Linked DNA regions of Homo sapiens: region 2 is linked to region 1. A link is an interaction called in ENCODE POLR2A ChIA-PET data of the cell type or tissue named here. Cell type or tissue: OCI-LY7. All regions are shown on one strand. Links, peaks and the distances in the headings refer to the core of each region. The heading gives the core; the rest is flanking DNA.

The links. Peaks named below come from ENCODE experiments on the same cell type or tissue, not always from the same donor. Only the 100,000 strongest peaks of a DNase experiment are listed, where the experiment ranks them.
Region 2: POLR2A ChIA-PET joins it to region 1 with 5 read pairs; 5 of 35 experiments call an interaction of 5 or more read pairs at or near these places.

Annotation. Positions count from the first base shown.
Region 1 is chr2:136,229,015-136,237,632 of GRCh38, forward strand. No RefSeq gene overlaps it. Among named protein-coding and RNA genes, the nearest start is that of CXCR4, 120 kb to the left of the region's middle. RefSeq lists enhancers at 6,726-7,925, 7,022-7,522. In OCI-LY7, for the core only: no CTCF peak of the experiment used is centred there; DNase peaks (open chromatin) are centred at 3,957 and 4,512; H3K4me3 peaks cover 767 bases.
Region 2 is chr2:136,171,789-136,180,406 of GRCh38, forward strand. No RefSeq gene overlaps it. Among named protein-coding and RNA genes, the nearest start is that of CXCR4, 58 kb to the left of the region's middle. In OCI-LY7, for the core only: no CTCF peak of the experiment used is centred there; no DNase peak of the experiment used is centred there.

The sequences.
Region 1 (8,618 bases), core at 3,020-5,519:
AAAAACAAAGATAAATAGATGGGACTTAATTAAACTAAAAAGCTTCTGCACAGCAAAAGAAATAATCAGCAGAGTAAACAGGCAACCATGGAGTGGGATAAATCTTCACAACCTAGACATCTGACAAAAGACTAATATCCAGAATCTACAAGGAACTCAAACAAATCAGCAAGAAGAAAACCAAACAATCCCATCAAAAAGTGGGCTAATGACATGAATAGACAATTCTCAAAAGAAGATACACAAATGTCCAACAAACATGAAAAAATGCTCATCATTACTAATGATCAGGGAAATGCAAATCAAAACCAAAATTCCGTACCACCTTACTCCTGCAAGAATGGCCATAATCAAAAAAGCAAAAAAATAATAGATGTTGGTATAGATGTGGTGAAAAGAGAACACTTTTACACTGCTGATCAGAATGTAAACTAGCACAACCACTATGCAAACAGTGTGGAGATTCCTTAAAGAACTAAAAGGAGAACTACCATTTGATCCAGCAATCCCACTATTGGGTGCCTATCCAGAGAAAAAGAAGTCATCATATGAAAAAGATACTTGCACATACATGTTTATAGCAGCACAATTTACAATTGCAAAAATATGAAACCAGCCAAATGCCCATCAATCAACGAGTGGTTAAAGAAATTGTGGTATATATATACCATGGAGTACTACTCAGCCATAAAAAGGAATGAAATAATGGCATTTGCAACAACCCACACAGAATTGGAGACCATTATTCTAAGTGAAGTAACTCAGGAATGGAAAACCAAACATCTTATGTTCTCACTCATAAATGGGAGCTATGAGGATGCAAAGGCATAAGAATGATACAATGGACTTTGGGGACTCAGGGAAATGGTGGGAGGGGGTGAGAGATAAAAGACTACACACTGGGTACAGTGTACACTGCTCAGGTGATGGGTTCACCAAAATCTCAGAAATCACCACTAAGGAACTTATCCGTGTAACTAAATACAACTTGTTCCCCCAAAACCTATTGAAATTAAAAAAAAATCATTCCATTAAAAAAAAACAGTTCTCTTTTGTGCCTGGATTGCCAATGATTATGGCTATTAACAGTTTATTGCACTTCGCTATTAGTCAAGTATTCCTTCTCAATATTCTGATTTCTCAAATATCCTTATTTCTATCATCGTTTTATTCAGACTCTTCACATGTATCCTTCTTGTAAAGTCATTAAGAAAACAGTATTCAAGCAAATGATAAAAAGGAGATTTGACTTCTAGGCACTAGGAGGAAGATTTTAATGTCTTGATAAAGGATACTGTGGAAGAGACTCTGTCTTCAGTCGGAAACTGTCCTGTCTTGGAATAATCACTGCTGGAGGGAAGGTCCCAACTCTCATACCAAATATTTCCCATTTATTCTTACCAGGTTGGTTCTGACAGATACTTTATCTCAAGTGTCTTTGCAGCAAATCCTAAAGGCATATCTAGAAGATTATTTAATAACATCTGGAAGCACAGACAAGAGAGATGGTAAAGGAAATAAAGCAATCCAAATGAACTGAGCAAATCTGGGACATGACATCCTAGACCTTGCTAGGAGCGGATAATGGTGCTTTCAGCCAACTGCGGGGAAAGGGATTAGGAAAAATAAGCTAGGAAACAGACCACCCAGGCTGAGATGCTCATTCTTGTTTTACAATTTAAAGTGTAAAGGAAATCCAAATTAATTTCTCAGGATAGCATCACCTGCTTTGTGTCAGGGAACAAACAGTGAGTCAGAAGTGTCATATAAAACCCAATAGCAACGAGTTGATTCTGCACCGAGGTTTGCAGAATGGGAATGCGACTTCCCTGGCTCCATGACTTGATTCTGCACTGACGTTCACAGAATGGGAATGCAACTTCCCTGGCTCCATGGCATGTTGACGAGAGTCAGAGCTGAAGACCAGGGAGCCTGGGGGTGGTATCTATTGGAATTTTTCAGCCTCACTGATCAAAGTAGCTTGGATGAGATGGAAAAGGGCCAGAGTTCAGGCGGGGGGAAATATAGCTGGGTCAGAAGGAGTTTCATTGACAACTTAAGGAATAGCAACTCCTCTGGTATTCAATATGTAGGTGAAGCTAAAGAGGATATTGGGAATGTGTGCAGGAAGCCTCATGCAAGAATTTTCACAGTGGCACTGCTTGTAATAACAAAAACATTGGAATTAACTCAAATGTCCATCAAGCAGAGACTGGATAAATGTACGGGGGTGAACTTGCTTAATGGAATAATAGACAGTAATGAGAGTGGAATAAACAAGAGCTACATGTATTAACATGGATGGCTTTTCAACTGCACAATGCTGAGCAAAAGAGCAAACAGAAGAAAGAAAATGTGTGTATAAAGAAAAACCATGCATGTCAAGTTTAAGAAAACGTGAAACCATACTATATATTGTGTATCCAATTGTGACTGGATATAGACATACTGAGTACAAATGTTTTAAAATGCATGGGAATAATAAAAACCAAATTCACTTTAGTGGTTATATTTGGGCAGATGGAGAGGAGACGTGACCAGGGAGGGGGTACACAAGAGATGCCAATTGTATTAATGTTTTATCCTTTAACGTGGGCTGTAGGTACATAGATGTTTTGTTATATTACTCTGTAGTTTTTTTGTAAGTCTGAAATATTTCACAAGAACTTATCATCCCCCTCCTATCCACACAGAATTTTTAAAGAATCTAGAAGATAGCGTTTCTGAGGAAGGAAAATGGGTATGTTGGAGTGTTACAAAGAGAAATAAAGTGATGTAGTGTCTTGCAAGAGTAGGTGCTTAATATATGTATTTGCTGAAATTAACAAAGTTTGGGAAGGAAAGTAAACAGACCCAGAGAGTAATAGAAAAGGCGAATGAAATGAAAGGGCTCTGGGGAGAAGAAAGTTTGGATCCAGTGATGTGTGGAAGATAGCAGCACACACAATGAAGCAAAACGGGAGGATCGGTGAGTTGGATGGATGCTGAAAACCAGCCAAACTCCCCACTTCCTCAGCCTCAGAGCTTGGAAGGAGCTTCTGCTGTGTTGGGAATTCCTGTTGCCAGAACGTCATCTTCTAGGTGCAGCTCATCAGGATGTTGTAAATGGTTTCTTAACAAAATTATTCTTGCTAAGAGAAAGGGAGAAAGAAAATGCTTTTGAGTTTATCCATGCAAGAAGGTCATCAAAAAATGGCGATCAGCCTGAACTTTTTTGCTGAACTAAGAGAGTTCCTTTAGTCGTTTTTCATGAAGTTCACAGTGTGATTTTTATTCTATTTTGTAGATCATGTTTTCCTGTGATCTACAAGGTGACATACAGCTTTGATAAGGATGTGATCAGCATTCTGGTTTAATAATTGGCATACAATGGGTTTTTTGGAATTGCATCATATGTCTTCAGTATTATTATTTCTTTGCTTGGGTGATTTATTCTCCTGGATTCTGAGAACACAAATTGGGCTTTTAGAGTTAGCAAGCTGAAAAATGTTCGTTTTTAAACCTGTTACTCCATAAAGTCGGCTGTGCCCTGAGCTCCTTTGATGTTGCTCAGTAGACACTGAGAACGTTTCAGACAAATTCATTTTTAACTGCTCACGGAGGGCTTTGGATTATCATCTAGTCATTGTTCTAACCATTGGGACAGACCTTTGCTGAACAATGTTGGATTAATCAGGCAGAACAGAGCTCGAATCTCCTCATTCCTTTTGTCTGTATGAACTGAGCCCTGGACTCACAGCACGTAGAATTCTGGGGCTTAGGGAGCTTCTGCCTGTGCTTTATTTTGTTGTTTTATTCAATTAAAAATTAATTTTAGTTTGTTCTCTTTCTCCTCCATGGCTCAAACTATTAAAGATAGTTCTGAGGAAGGAAATGCAAAATAGCAAGAAATTGTTCTGCTTGCCAATGGCCCAGGGCCTCTTGCTTTCTAGGTTAAAAGGACTGTTTGGGGGAAATGAAGTTCTGTCTCTCTAACGACACTGTTTAGTTTTGCATCCTATTTTAGTTGGAGGGTGAAATGAACCAGATCTGTTTCTAGCCAGTCTGACTCTTTGATTCCAGATTGGGGCATCTTCAACAGGGTTTTATATCCTGTTGGAATGCAAGGCTATTTTAAGAAATCCCTATTGGATTGAGAAAAAGCACATAGTATAATTATGGTGACCAAACCATGTGTCCCAGATTTTCCAGGATGTTCCCCAAATTCATGTAGTTTCAATCTTTTCAATAAAGTAAGTGCATTTTGTATGCATCAACATGGAGCCTGATAAAGGGTATCTTTGTGTATGTGAGTGTGTAAAATAAAAATAAATATATATAAGTATATATATTTTATATAAATAAAAGTGTATATACCCACTTTTTTGCTGTGTGTATTCATTTAAATGAAATCTTCTTTAGGATCTTGTGGTTTCAGAATAGATGATCAGTAAGTATTGCAAAAATAACTGTCAAGGTCCTAACTAGCTGAGTGACCTTGAACAAGTCAGTTCCTGTCTCTGGATCTCATCAGTTCCTCACCATTCTGGCACATAGCAGGATCTCAGTAACTGTGCTGTTGAAAACCAAATGCCAAGCCCTTTCAGAATTCTCAGTCTTTGTCTTTACTTCTCCCTCTGTGTGTTCCATACTCCATGGCCTAGTCCATTGTACTTGCCTCAGTCTTCATATTGTATGATCTTTTACTGTTGTCTTGTAAGCTTCACTCCTAGGCTGCAAGAGGCTTGAGGGCTGGGATGGGTCTTCACATTTAAAAAATCTCCATGGTTTAGCACAGTGCCAGGCAGATATAAAAAAACAAACTGAAGGAAATACACCAAAAAGATGAGATAATAGATGACAATAAAAATGTATTCTTCATACTTTTTCATATTTTCCGTTATTATTATTATTATTATTATTTGAGACAGAGTCTCACTCTTGTCACTGAGGCTAGAGTGCAGTGGCACAATCTTGGCTCACTGCAACCCCTGCCTCCCAGGTTCGAGCAATTCTCCCGCCTCAGCCTCCCGAGTAGCTGGGATTACAGGCACCCACTATCATGCCCAGCTAATTTTTGTATTTTTGTAGAGATGAGGTGTCACCATGTTGGCCAGGCTGGTCCTGAACTCCTGACCTCAGGTGATCCACCCGCCTTGGCCTCCCAAAGTGCTGGGATTACAGGTGTGAGCCACTGCACTTGGCCCATTATTTTATTTTATTTTTAATCATAAATAGTATTACTTAGAGAATGATAAAAACAAAAACAGTAAGTGGTATTTTTTTCGAACACTCAGGATCGGAGAGGATCTGAGAAGCATGCTGTACATGTTTCCACCCCAAGGCCAATGTAGCATCCTTGCCTTAGCTTCCAATGTGCAAGAACAGCTGGCTATTCCTAGGGCTTTCCCACAAGCCCCAGACACACTGTTGTGAGGGGCGGCCACGTGGGTGTCACAGCTGGGAACTGGTTCTACTGTGGCCTGTCCCTTTTCAGGGATTGATTTGGGCTGTGTTACGGTAATCAAGCACAAACCAACAGTTATGTGGGATGTCTTATATATACCAAATACCCCTGCAGCTGGAACGCACTCAATTATCTTGACTGCCTTGGGGCTGAGCTGAGTGATGCAGCCAGGCCCTGTGCTAGGTGCGAAAGTGACTCAAAGGAGCCAGGCTGTGTGTTTCATGCTGTTTAGCAGTTTGCAAGCTAGTTGGGCTAATAATATGTGTGCATTCAAAGCTAACCAATATCAGAAGGCAGTATTTAAGCTTCAAATGAGTTTCTAGGAGGTAGAGAGGGTAGGAGGGCTGTGTAAGAAGGTGGTGTTTTGAGATGGGACTTGACCCAGGGTCTCCAATGGTGGCGAAGAGGAGGCAGGCCTTCCAGGGAAGGAAACAGCTTGCAGAAAAGCCTAGCAGTGGGAGTAAGTTTGGCTTGTGTATTTCATTTAGGGGTGGTGGGGAACTGAGTGATGGATGGGGACAGAGAAGAAAATGTGCAGCCGCGAATGGGAAAGTGATGGAGACGTGGGTATAGGCCAGGTCTGGGAAGGTTGTGAGAGCAGGACAAAGGTGGAGCCATGAACTGGAAGGTGGTATGGGCCCTTGTGTGGCTCTCAGGGGAGGAGGTGCTCTAATGTAACCACTCTGGGCCACAGATTCTTCCCATATGTGGAAATGTGGTATGAACCCTGTTAAGAACATGGGCCATGGGTGAGATGCTTGTGTTTGATTCCTGGCTCCACATCGTATCACCTGTTTGAGACTCAATTTCCTTATCTGCAAAATGGTGATAATGAAGCCCCTTCTCATAAAATTGTTCTGAGGATAAAGGAGATAATCCATATAAAGTGTTTAGCATAATGTCTGGCACATTGCATGTGTCTAATAAATCGCTGTTTTATGCAAATGAATATTAGTACTTATTTCATCAGTATGGTAAAAATGGTAGTAAATCTAGAAAAACCAAATATCAAAATAACTGGAAATTATTCTATTAAGAGAATGAACTTGAGAATGCTTCAGGGAGATCTTTGTTGGAAAGTCCCACTCCAATTCTACAATTTGGCTCCATTTACTGTGGCTTAGCTTTTGTGAAATATTTATGTTGGCAGGTTACTCAACTATAATTTTTGTTCGTTATCCCTCTAAGCTTGGTGAGGAAGATTAGTCTGTTTATCTTATATTGCAGAAGACACATGTAGATATAAATGCACTGCCATTTAGTTACAACATCTCTTCCATTAGCATTTACCGTGGTTGTCAGCCAAACTTCTATGGGGTGGAGGGGAAGAGAAGGGGACAAAGGGGTCCGTGAGTGACGGTGGTTGGGCAATTTTATACTGTGAAGAAGAAGGTGGTGGAAAATTTGGAGGCACCAGGGTGGTTTCTGCTTTGCCAGACTTAAGACTCAGCCTTGGAAGTCCTTGCAGAAGATTAGGAATGACCAAAATTGCTAAAACAAGACTGGCAAAGCAAACCAAATACCTCATACTCTTTAAAATATTAGTCATTCCTTCGGATGCTATAGTTTAAATTCTCCCTAATTAAAATTAACAACCTTTGGGGGACATTTGAGTGCCATTATCAGTGGACTTCTTAGTGGAGAATTATTTTCCAAGCCAAAGGACAACACCCCCAAACTTGGCTGCTACTTGACATTCCTGTGTGCCGGACTTACGTGAGTCTTTTTAACTAATGACAATGGTGAGCTGAGAAGGTCCTCCAGGGGATATGACTCACAGTGACTCAGGTGCACCAGAGCCTTGATCTAGCCCTATTGTTTTTCGTCAATAGGCCTTTGCCATGATCCAGCTGGAATATCAGTGGAATTGAGCTGGTCATGATAGAAAGAGAGGCCATTCAATGCCAATGCTCTTGTGAGATGCCTGGTAGTGCCGGTTACCTCTGCAGTGGCTGGCCCTGGTCTATGTGTGCTGTCTAACCACATAGATGATGGTGGCAGTGCCTAATGGTCCAGGCAGATGGGGGCCTGAATGAGCAGAGGGAAGGCATCAAACACATCTCAGGGCACAGCCTTGACAACATCAGATGCCTCCTAGGTTCTTCTCATACATAATAATGAAACTTTTCCACAGCCCTGCAAAGCACTGGTTGCTGTTTCACATGGGACAAATGCCTGTGTTGACCCTCAATTCCAGCCCACGGAGCTGACCTCCTGTGTCTTCTTCACTACCCCTCTATAGGGCTTTTTACTCCCATTTGAGAAAAGAATGATGCCTCCATTTAGAAGGAAACATACTGCACCCCAGGCTGGGCCTTTTGTATTTGGCTCAAGAGCTGTGCAGTGTTTGTTTTTTCCCTGCCACACATCCATTTCCCCTTCCTTTAGAAGCAGCATTCTAGTTTTCCTTGGGGTCAGCATCCCTTCCTCAGCCTTAGCCAATGTGTGGGCCAGATAGAGCTGACCCCACCCTCTGGAGTACTGGCATATGTGTGTGACCTAGGTCCGGCCAGTTGGCATCATAGTGCTTGTTTCAGAGATGGACACATATAAGTCAAGCTGGACCGATGGGTATTAGCTCTGGGGTTTTTTATGTAACTATTGACAAAGAGGTGCTTGCTTTCCTCTGGGGCTGCTAACTTGGTAGGGTATAAAGTTGGAGCTGCTGGTAGATTATCTACATGAATAAATAAGAAGAGCTTGCCCAGAGAATAAAGTAAAACCAAGAGGCAGAGGGAGAGAGACATGTTCCTGAAGACAGTGTTTGAGCACCTGGGTACCTGAATGTGGATCGTTTAAAAAATTACACAAGCCAAATTAATAAGCTTTTTTGTCTGAACCATTTTGAGCTGGTGTTTTTGTCACTTACAGCCTAAATAATTTTGGATAATAAAAAGTTCATCAAAAAGGTGTACAATTAAATTTAGGAACTTTGAGGTTGCAGTGCTGTGATCCCACCACTGCACTCCAGCCTGGGTGACAGAGCAAGACACAGTCTCAAAAAAATTTTTTTAAAGGAACTTGTATTTTCCTGAGGACTGTGCCTTCACATATTGTCTGTGGTACTAGCAGTCTACCACCTACCCAGGGACCACAGAAATCTTGGGTGGCAGAAACGGGCAGTACTTTTACATCTCCGATACCTGTGGCTTTTGGCCACCTCGATTTTAGA
Region 2 (8,618 bases), core at 3,919-6,418, 56 kb before region 1:
CACTTGAACCCTGGAGGTGGAGTTTGCAATGAGCAGAGATCACACCATGGCACTCCAGCCTGGGCGACAAGAGCGAAACTCCATCTCAAAAAAAAAAAACAAAAGAAAAAAGAAAAATAGGATTATCTGGCATTCCTGTGTCTGAATTTCTAGAGGGCAACTTCACTCTCCCTATTGGAAGGCAGAGTGACTTTTCAGTTTGCTACATTCCCTGTCAGTCCCCAACACTGAGGTTAAGTGTCATTTGTTGTTTATTTTTGAATCCTGTTTTGGTCTCTCCATGGAAGGAAAATATTTCTAAGTGTGCACAGAAATATGCACCTGGAGGCATCTGAGTTGGTGACCTTGATGTGAAGCAAGGGCTGTGCCATTGAAGCTGGGCCCTGATCCAATGGTAGAAGAGGGGATCCTAGTTGTTCCAGGAGTACCTCATGGTCCTAGTGCCAGGTAGAGAACAGAGATGGGGAGACAGAAGTAGTGTGCAGGAAAGGACTGAAAGAGGGAGACAGGAAATGGGGAGGTGCAAGTCAAAGGATGTAAAGTAGCAGATACGTAGTAGAGATAGTAGTGAGCTAATGTTAATAAAATTGTATTGTGTTAGGGAAATTTTTTTTTTTTTTTTTTAGATGGAGATTTGCTGGATGCAGTGGCACCATCTCGGCTCACTGCAAACTCCACCTCCCGGGTTCAAGTGAGTCTCCTGTCTCAGCCTCCCAAGTAGCACAGCACCATGCTTGGCTAATTTTTTATTTTTAGGAGAGACGGGGGTTTCACCATGTTGGCCAGGCTGGTCTTGAGTTCCTGACCTCAGGTGATCCACCCACCTCAGCCTCCCAAAGTGCTGGGATTACAGGTGTGAGTCACCGCGCCTGGCCTGTGTTAGGAATTTTTATTAAATAGGTAGGTTTTGGCTGCTCTTGTCACAAAAAAAGTAACAAGTAAAATGTCTTCACTGTAGCAGCCATTTTACTGTCTATATGTGTCCCATAACATCATGCTATAACCTCGAATATACACAATAGCATTTGTTTAAAACAACAAAAAAGAGAAGAGACGGAAAAAGAGGGTGAAGAATTTTACAAAAATAAGCCACTGTTCCTAGGGCTACTTGCTTGGGTCCCTTGAGAGTCTTGCTCATTCGAAGTGGTTGTATCTAGCTCTCCCTCCTCCCTGTCACAAGGACTGAGCCTATGGGACAGAGGGGCTTTGTGGAAGATCCTTTTGGTCTTCTGCCTAGCAGCAGGCTGTGAGGTCCCCATCCCATCTACTTCTTGGTGGCAGAGTTCACCTCTTACTTTAGAAGTTAGAAGTATCAGATTTTCCATTTTTCTAGCCTCCCTTGCAACCAAGGCATGGTATATGATCCAGTTCTGGCCAGTGGATTTTAAGGGAGTTTCCCTGGGGGCTTTGGGAAAGGTTTTCTTCCCCCTTTGAAGTGTGGTTCATGAAAGGAAGCATCCAATTTCTTCCACCAGATGTTATTGCATTGATACAGAATGCCTAAACCACGGTGACCATCTTGTTCCTGTGGGAGGATGCATGGCACAAGGAGGTTGGCAGAATGGAAAGCTGCCAAGTGCCTGGTCCTTGGCATCATTTTTGACACACTGAAAAACCTTGTACCACTCATCTCCAGAATTTTTGATGTGCAGCAACACATTTTCTTCACTGTTTAGGTTAATGTAAATGAGATATTCTGTTACTTGCAGCTGAAAGCATTCAGAAGGACAGAGACTTCATCCAGAGCTGGGCTTCTTCATGGGAGACATGGGCCAGTGCGCTGAGGGATACATTCAGTGACTACATAAGTGCAGTGTATTTTCCTAGTGTGTCCGTTTGACTCGATGGTAGCTGAAAACAGTGCTTTCATGTGAAAACAGACATGGATATTGGTATAGGGAATAAAATTCACAATATAAAACAGGAGTCTTGAGATTTCTTCCAGGAAAGCATCCCAGAACCTTGGGAAATTTTATGATGCAAGTAAATAGTGTTTCTCTTTCTATTGTGCACAGATATGAGAAACTCAAATTAAACTGCAATTGGAGAGATTAAGCCAGACACAGGAAGGATTGTGTCTATTGTGATTATTAAAGAGGTTCTGAATTGGAATGGAGACAGGACAATGGAATGTCAGAGCTTTGGGAGTTTTAAAGAGAGGAGTATTGTGATTTCAAATGCAGTTTTGCCTGGACTAGTTTTCTCAGCTTTCTAGGTCCCTGTCAATATCTTACCATTGTTTTGTATTTGTGAAGAATAATGATTTTTTTTTTCTTAGATGATGATTGCATTCCAGACCCTTCAATGTTTCTTTGGTAATTTATCCTTTGTTTTAATTCAATGTGCTACTCAAAATGCTGCCCTGGAGTTTTCCTTTAAATAGTTAATGTGAATGAAAGCAGAAAATTGCCAGGAGTCAGCCAAATGTTGAGACAGATTGTAAATACCTGTAGGGAAAGTATTTAAGCATTTCCGATAAGAAGGATACTGTAAATTTTACATGCAAGGGCTCTGCATCAAAGCCCAGATCCCAGCTTTTCTTCCCACTTTGAGACTTCTTAGACAAGGTCATCACAATGGATCTACTGTTTCCACTGGCATTTACATCACCACTTTATCTTGTTATTCCTGATTTCTTGCCAATCATATTGAGAATTTCTCAAGGGGAGTAAAAAAGAATAATCAAACCAGCTTTGCCTCCTTGACAGTGAAGAATAAGAAGAAAAGATTCTCTCTCTCAGAGACAGGCTTTCTGTTTTTTTTTTTTTATTTTTGCAGTATGTTTTAATTTGACACTCCACCTTTGACAACCCCAGGAGTCTAAGCCGATGAAAAGCTGAGTTAGTTTTCTCTTCCCCAGCTCAACCTCACATTAAGCCTTTTTTTTTTTTTTAAACCAGGAATTTTGGAAAGGTGTTGGTTTAGGGGATAGCCTCATGAGACTTTACTAGGTTACAAACCCATACTCCAGGCCACTAGACTGAGGACATGGCTGCAGTCTTTGGTTTTGTCAGCAATGGAGGCACAAAGGGTGACAATAGGAGGAAGGAAGGAAGGATGGGAATGCTTTGGATTCTGTCTGTTCCAGGAGCATCTGCCCCCATTTTGAAGAATGTTTATCGTGTGCTAGCTTGTTCTTCCAGGCTAGATCTGACTTCCCATAGCAGTACTCTGTTCAGCCTCCAGCTTCTTAGCAAGGCAGAGTGTGTCCCTTCTGCCTTCATCTACTCATTCACTCTTTCAACAGATTCATTAGGTGCTTAATCATTGTTGCAACAGTTAACATTCTGTGAGGGATTCGTCAGGAGGAGGTGTGGGTTGCAATGGTTAAAAGCATGGAGTCTGATGCCTGATTGCTTGGGATTTCCTGTCTTAGACCATTTTGTGTTGCCACAGAATACCCGAGACTGGTAATTTATAAAGAAAAGAAGTTTATTTGGCTCATGATTCTAGAGGCTGGGATGTTCAAGACTGGGCAGTCCATTTGGTGAAGGTCTTGTGTTCCTCATGGGTAAAAAGTGGAAAGGAAAATGGGTGTATGCAAAGAGACCAAACAGGAGAGTAGCCTTGCTTTATATCAACCTGCTTGTGTGGTAACAAATCTATTCCTGAGAGAGCAAGAACCCGCTCATTCCCCCACTCCTTGAGACTGCATTAATTCCTTCATTAGGGCAGATCCCTCATGACCCAAATGCCTTTGAAAGGTCCCACCATCTGTCAACACTGTCACATTGGCAAATACATTTCAACATGAGTTTTGCCGGGGACAAACCACATCCAAACCATAGCACTTGGGATTGAATCCTGGTTAGCTAAATGACCTGGTTTCTAAACTTCAGTAGGCCCTGGGGCAGTAGCATTCCACCAGCTTGTTGTGAGGACTGAATGAAGCATTGCATACACAGAGCTCAGCCCAGCTCCTGGGGGAACATAAAAAGCTGGTAGACGGCCGTCTTTGGAACGATTGTTATCATTGCCATTAGCGTTTGGGAGCTCACAAACATGGCAGCCCATTCTCACTCTGGGTTTTTTTTTTTTTTTTTTTTTTACCTTTTCTTCCTCCTGAGACCACTTCTGCTCACCTCAGTAATTCACCAGGTGGACATTCAACATCTGCTCCAGGTGCATTGCACTGTGCTCAGTGCTGTGGGGTGACAAAATGATGGGGTATCATTGGGCCTTCTAGAGGGCCTGCTGTCTGAAAGGAGTTAAATGCTGATGGACCCAACACCAGGCAGGACCTGATGCATGCTGATTTGTGTGCTAACACATGGGAGGGAGCCAGGGGTGTTGGCATGCCAGGAAGTGGGTGGAGAAGGACTGATTTGCAACAGAACCTTGGGTAAGTCACTGCCTCTCTTGGGGCTTGACTTTTCCCATCTGGAAGACCAGGGAGGTAGGATTTTCAAACTTTTTGGACCAGGACCCATAGTAAGAAGTGCCCACAATTTTATGTTGCCACTCTCAGAACCATATACATAATTGAAACATGTTTCATGAAGCCATACTCACTTGTACTACATGAAATTCTCTGTGTTGTCTTTTTTTAAAAAATGCTGGTTATAACTCATTATATTGACTTTCTGACCCCTTAATGGTTCAATTCAAAAACACTGTACTAGATGATCCCTAAGAAGCCTATCAGCTTGAACTTTCTGTAATTTTCGGTCTACATGGGTTGTATGGGTTTAAAAGAAGAAGGAAGGAATGATTAATCTCCTAGTTTTAATGACTGGCCAGAGCCCAGCTAGATTAATTAAAAAAAATATATATATATGGTTGGCTCCCATAGCAGCTTTCTGGAGTTCAAGGACATGGTCTGATGGAAATGAAGAGGCTAATTGTTGGGGTTCATTTGCTGGATCATGATGAGGCTGCAAACAGAAAAAGTGCATTACTCATGACAATTGGGTCGTTTGTGGAAAGGGAAGAAAGGACCCTGTCATTAAAGTTTGTTTCTCTCCTGCTTTCTAGATATGGGAATTCTGGAAAGAATCCACTCTCCTCAGAAAAAAAAAAGTCAGCTTGTTTTAATTCCTAAATGGATATGGTCCTGTGAACTAGGGGACTTGGGAGAAACGACTTCCCTGACTATGTAAATGTTTGTTTTTGCCTTAATGTGTTTGTCCATTTGCTTGACTGCTCAGAAGATAGTCATCTGAAAACACAAGCTTCAGGAGAAACTTTAAAAAACCCAACAACTAGTGCAAAAAAACCTACCACCCAACCCCTAAAACGAGAATACCAAACTGTGACCTCTCTCTCCACCTTCTTAGCCTGTACTTTAGTGCACTTTTCATAGAGAAGCCTCCACTTCCCAGTGGCCCCTTTGGGACAATGCCTTTGGCTGGGGCTTCTGAACACCCAGGTGGTTTCATGAAGTACCTCCATGTTATCCAGAACCAAGAGAAGACTTTTTCTTTCATTCCTTCCTCCCTTCCTCTCTCCTTCCCTCCGTCCCTTTCTCCTTTCCTTTTTCCTTTCCCCTTTCCATTTTCCCCTTTCCTGTTCCCTCTCCTCCCCTCCCCTTCCCTCCTTTTTCCTCCCCTCCCCTCCCTTTCCCTTTCCTCTTTCTTTTTTGGCAGCTCTTTGCACCCTAAGGAAATTTCTGGAATTCTGGTGACTTTCTGAGATCAAATGGCCTTTTTAACATCTCAAGTCTTTCAAAGTCCTTTGTTCCAGACTTTCACCCTTCAGTCTGAAGCAAAGGACTGATCAACACCAGCTGGACAGGCCCTTTGGGAAAACATCAGCAGGAGGGTTCACGGATATAGTCATGGGCTTAAAAAAGCCAAGACTGCTCTCTGGCCCTTCCTATCTGTTGTCTGCCTTCAATTTTGATGAAAAACACAGGGTTTAAAGTTGGTATGTTACTGGACTTCCTATGCCTCTGTAAAAATGTGGTTAATAATATTAGGTTGGAGCAAAAGTAGTTGTGGTCTTTGCTATTACTTTTAAATATCAAAAACTGCAATTACTTTTGCACCAACCTAATAGTAAGAAATTTATAGGATTAAATTATATATAGGTTGGGCGCGGTGGCTCACGCCTGTAATCCCAGCACTTTGGGAGGCCAAGGTGGGGGGATCACGAGGTCAGGAGTTTGAGACCAGCCTGGCCAATATGGTGAACTGCCATCTCTACTGAAAATACAAAAATTAGCTGGGTGTGGTGGCACACACCTGTAGTCCCAGCTGCTCGGGAGGCTGAGGCGGGAGAATCGCTTGAATCTGGGAGGCGGAGGTTGCAGTGAGCCAAGATTGTGCCACTGCACTCCAGCCTGGGTGACAGAGCAAGACTCCATCTCAAAAAAAAAAAAAGAAAGAAAAAATATAAATACATACAAAGGGTTTAGAACCATGTGGGAAGTTACTCAGTGAAATGCAGCCAGCATTGTTACTGTTGACCAGTTTATCATCCCAGAAAGAAGGTGGCAAATACAAAGACAGACATGGAGAGAATGAAGCTAAAGGAGGAACCCTGAGCCTAAGGTCATGCTGCAAAGCGTAGGGGGGAAAGGTATGATCTCTCACCCATCTTAAGGGTCACCACCATAACAAAAGCTAGGCTAACAAAGAAAAGCATAACAAATGTATTTAATCACGTGTTATGTGACATGGGAGCCTTCAGAAATGCAGACCCCAAAATCTAGGGAAATCTCTGTTTTTATGTTTAGGTTTCATGAAAAATGGACAGCTGTATAGAAATGTGATTGAACAAAAGGGTGTGATCTAATGGTCATGAAGCCGGAGACCCAGCAGGGCCTGTCCAGATTCTTCTTGGATTTTCTCTGTAACAGTCCCTCCCCTGGGGTATAAGTCAGGAACCTCTGAAATTAAGGTCTTCAAGGGAGAAGGGAGAGGGTGGCCTTTCTAGGTTTTTATGGCTTGCTTTTGGGGAAAGTGGTTCTAGTTTCTATGAGCCACCTTAGGGAAGAGGAATTCTGATTTCTATGACTTGCTTTGGCAGGGAAAATAAAGAGGGGTAAGAGATAGGAGAGCAGGAGAAGGTCAGAGAGTCCTTGCTTCTGAAGCTTTCCAATTTCCTTCAGTTCAAAGTACTTAGCATGCTCAAGCGCCATACTTCGGGGTATCATTTTCTGAGCCCCAGTGCAAGTCAAGGCAATTGAACCAAGATGGTGTCAGATCGTTTGATCTGGTCCATCCATTGGGCATGGGAGGGAGGCAGCCACAAAGTCTTGGTGAAAATGGGGTGAGAGATGGGCCTTTGTGAAATAGGGATAGAGATCTGAACCCTGCAGGGTTCCTAAATGGATGAGCAAACCAACTGGAACTTGTCACTAGTTGGCTCTGGCTAAAGGTGACTATAATAATAACCTTCTTTTACGATAGCTGGGTCCTCTCCTCAGAGCTTCAGGCTTTCTGAATTCAGAGCCTTCCTTAAGGTAAGGAAATGGCAGTTTGCTTGAATACAATGGTCTTTTTAAGGCAGCTCAGATGTTTATCTTATCCCAATATTTACCCTATTGAATAGGATTTGGGTGGCTTATTTTTCTAATTCTCTGGGGAGTGAGATTTCGTTGTGTTAAGTTGAATATCAACTTTTAAATGAAAAAATGGATCAAACTGAGAGAAAATCCTGTTCTGACCCAGGAGAGAAAAAGGCTCTGGTAAAATCTGGCCTGGATTTTTCTCTACCCATAACCTTGAGGGTAAGGAGCCCAGGGGAATGGCTGAAACAACTGCAAAAAACAACTACAGGACCCGAGTCCAGGCCTGCAGCAGGGAGCACCCAGGATGTTCTAGAATCTGAGTGCCTAGAACAGCTATTGACTGAGCCAGAGCTCCCACCCCCTTGACTCCCCAGGTGGCCCTGGGTCTGGCCAGCCTTCCTGTTTGAGCCTGGGTTAAATCCTAACATCATTTATTTTTTCCCAGTTGGTCTGAAATAAGCCTCAGGAAATAGGATCTAGGACAACAACCTCTTCAAGTAAAAAGGACAATGGCCAAATTAGCCCTCAGGGTATAGGTATGTGTTCAGCTACCATATCTCTTTTTAGAATGGAAGATTTAATTTACAGTATCCTCTTGCACCACCACTGAAAGCTTCCCTTCAGATCAGACTCAAGACAACAAGTGTGTATTCAGATTATCTGAAAGTCTCAAGGGTTTTTTTCTTAGCCAGGACCATAAGAACTAGACATGTATTTACTTAGTTAATCCTCTCAACCATCCTCTAAAATAGGGTTTATAGATGAAGAAACCAAGGCACAGTGAAGCCAGGTTACGTCAGGATTAAATAGCTCTAGAGCAGCTGAGCCAGGGTGTGAAAGTGTGTCTGCATAACTCCGAATGCTGTGCTCTTAGCGCTATACCCTTGGAGCAGTCCTTGGAAACTAAGCATGGTGTGGGTGTGTAAAGGTAGTGGGCTTTATTTCCCTTAGTAAGCTTCCAGTCAGGTTAGAAAAACAGGACTGGCCAGAGGAGGGGAAAGAATAAAGCGATTGCTTGTAAGTTTAGAATTCAGGTCGCAGTGTGTGTTGTTTGTGTGGTTTCAACCAAATTCTTTAGGTTTCTGAGATCGTGGCAGGAAGGGAGGACATGCTGCCACTTCCAAGACACCTGAGCAATTTCATTTGTGCTCCTTAGTGGCTGAAG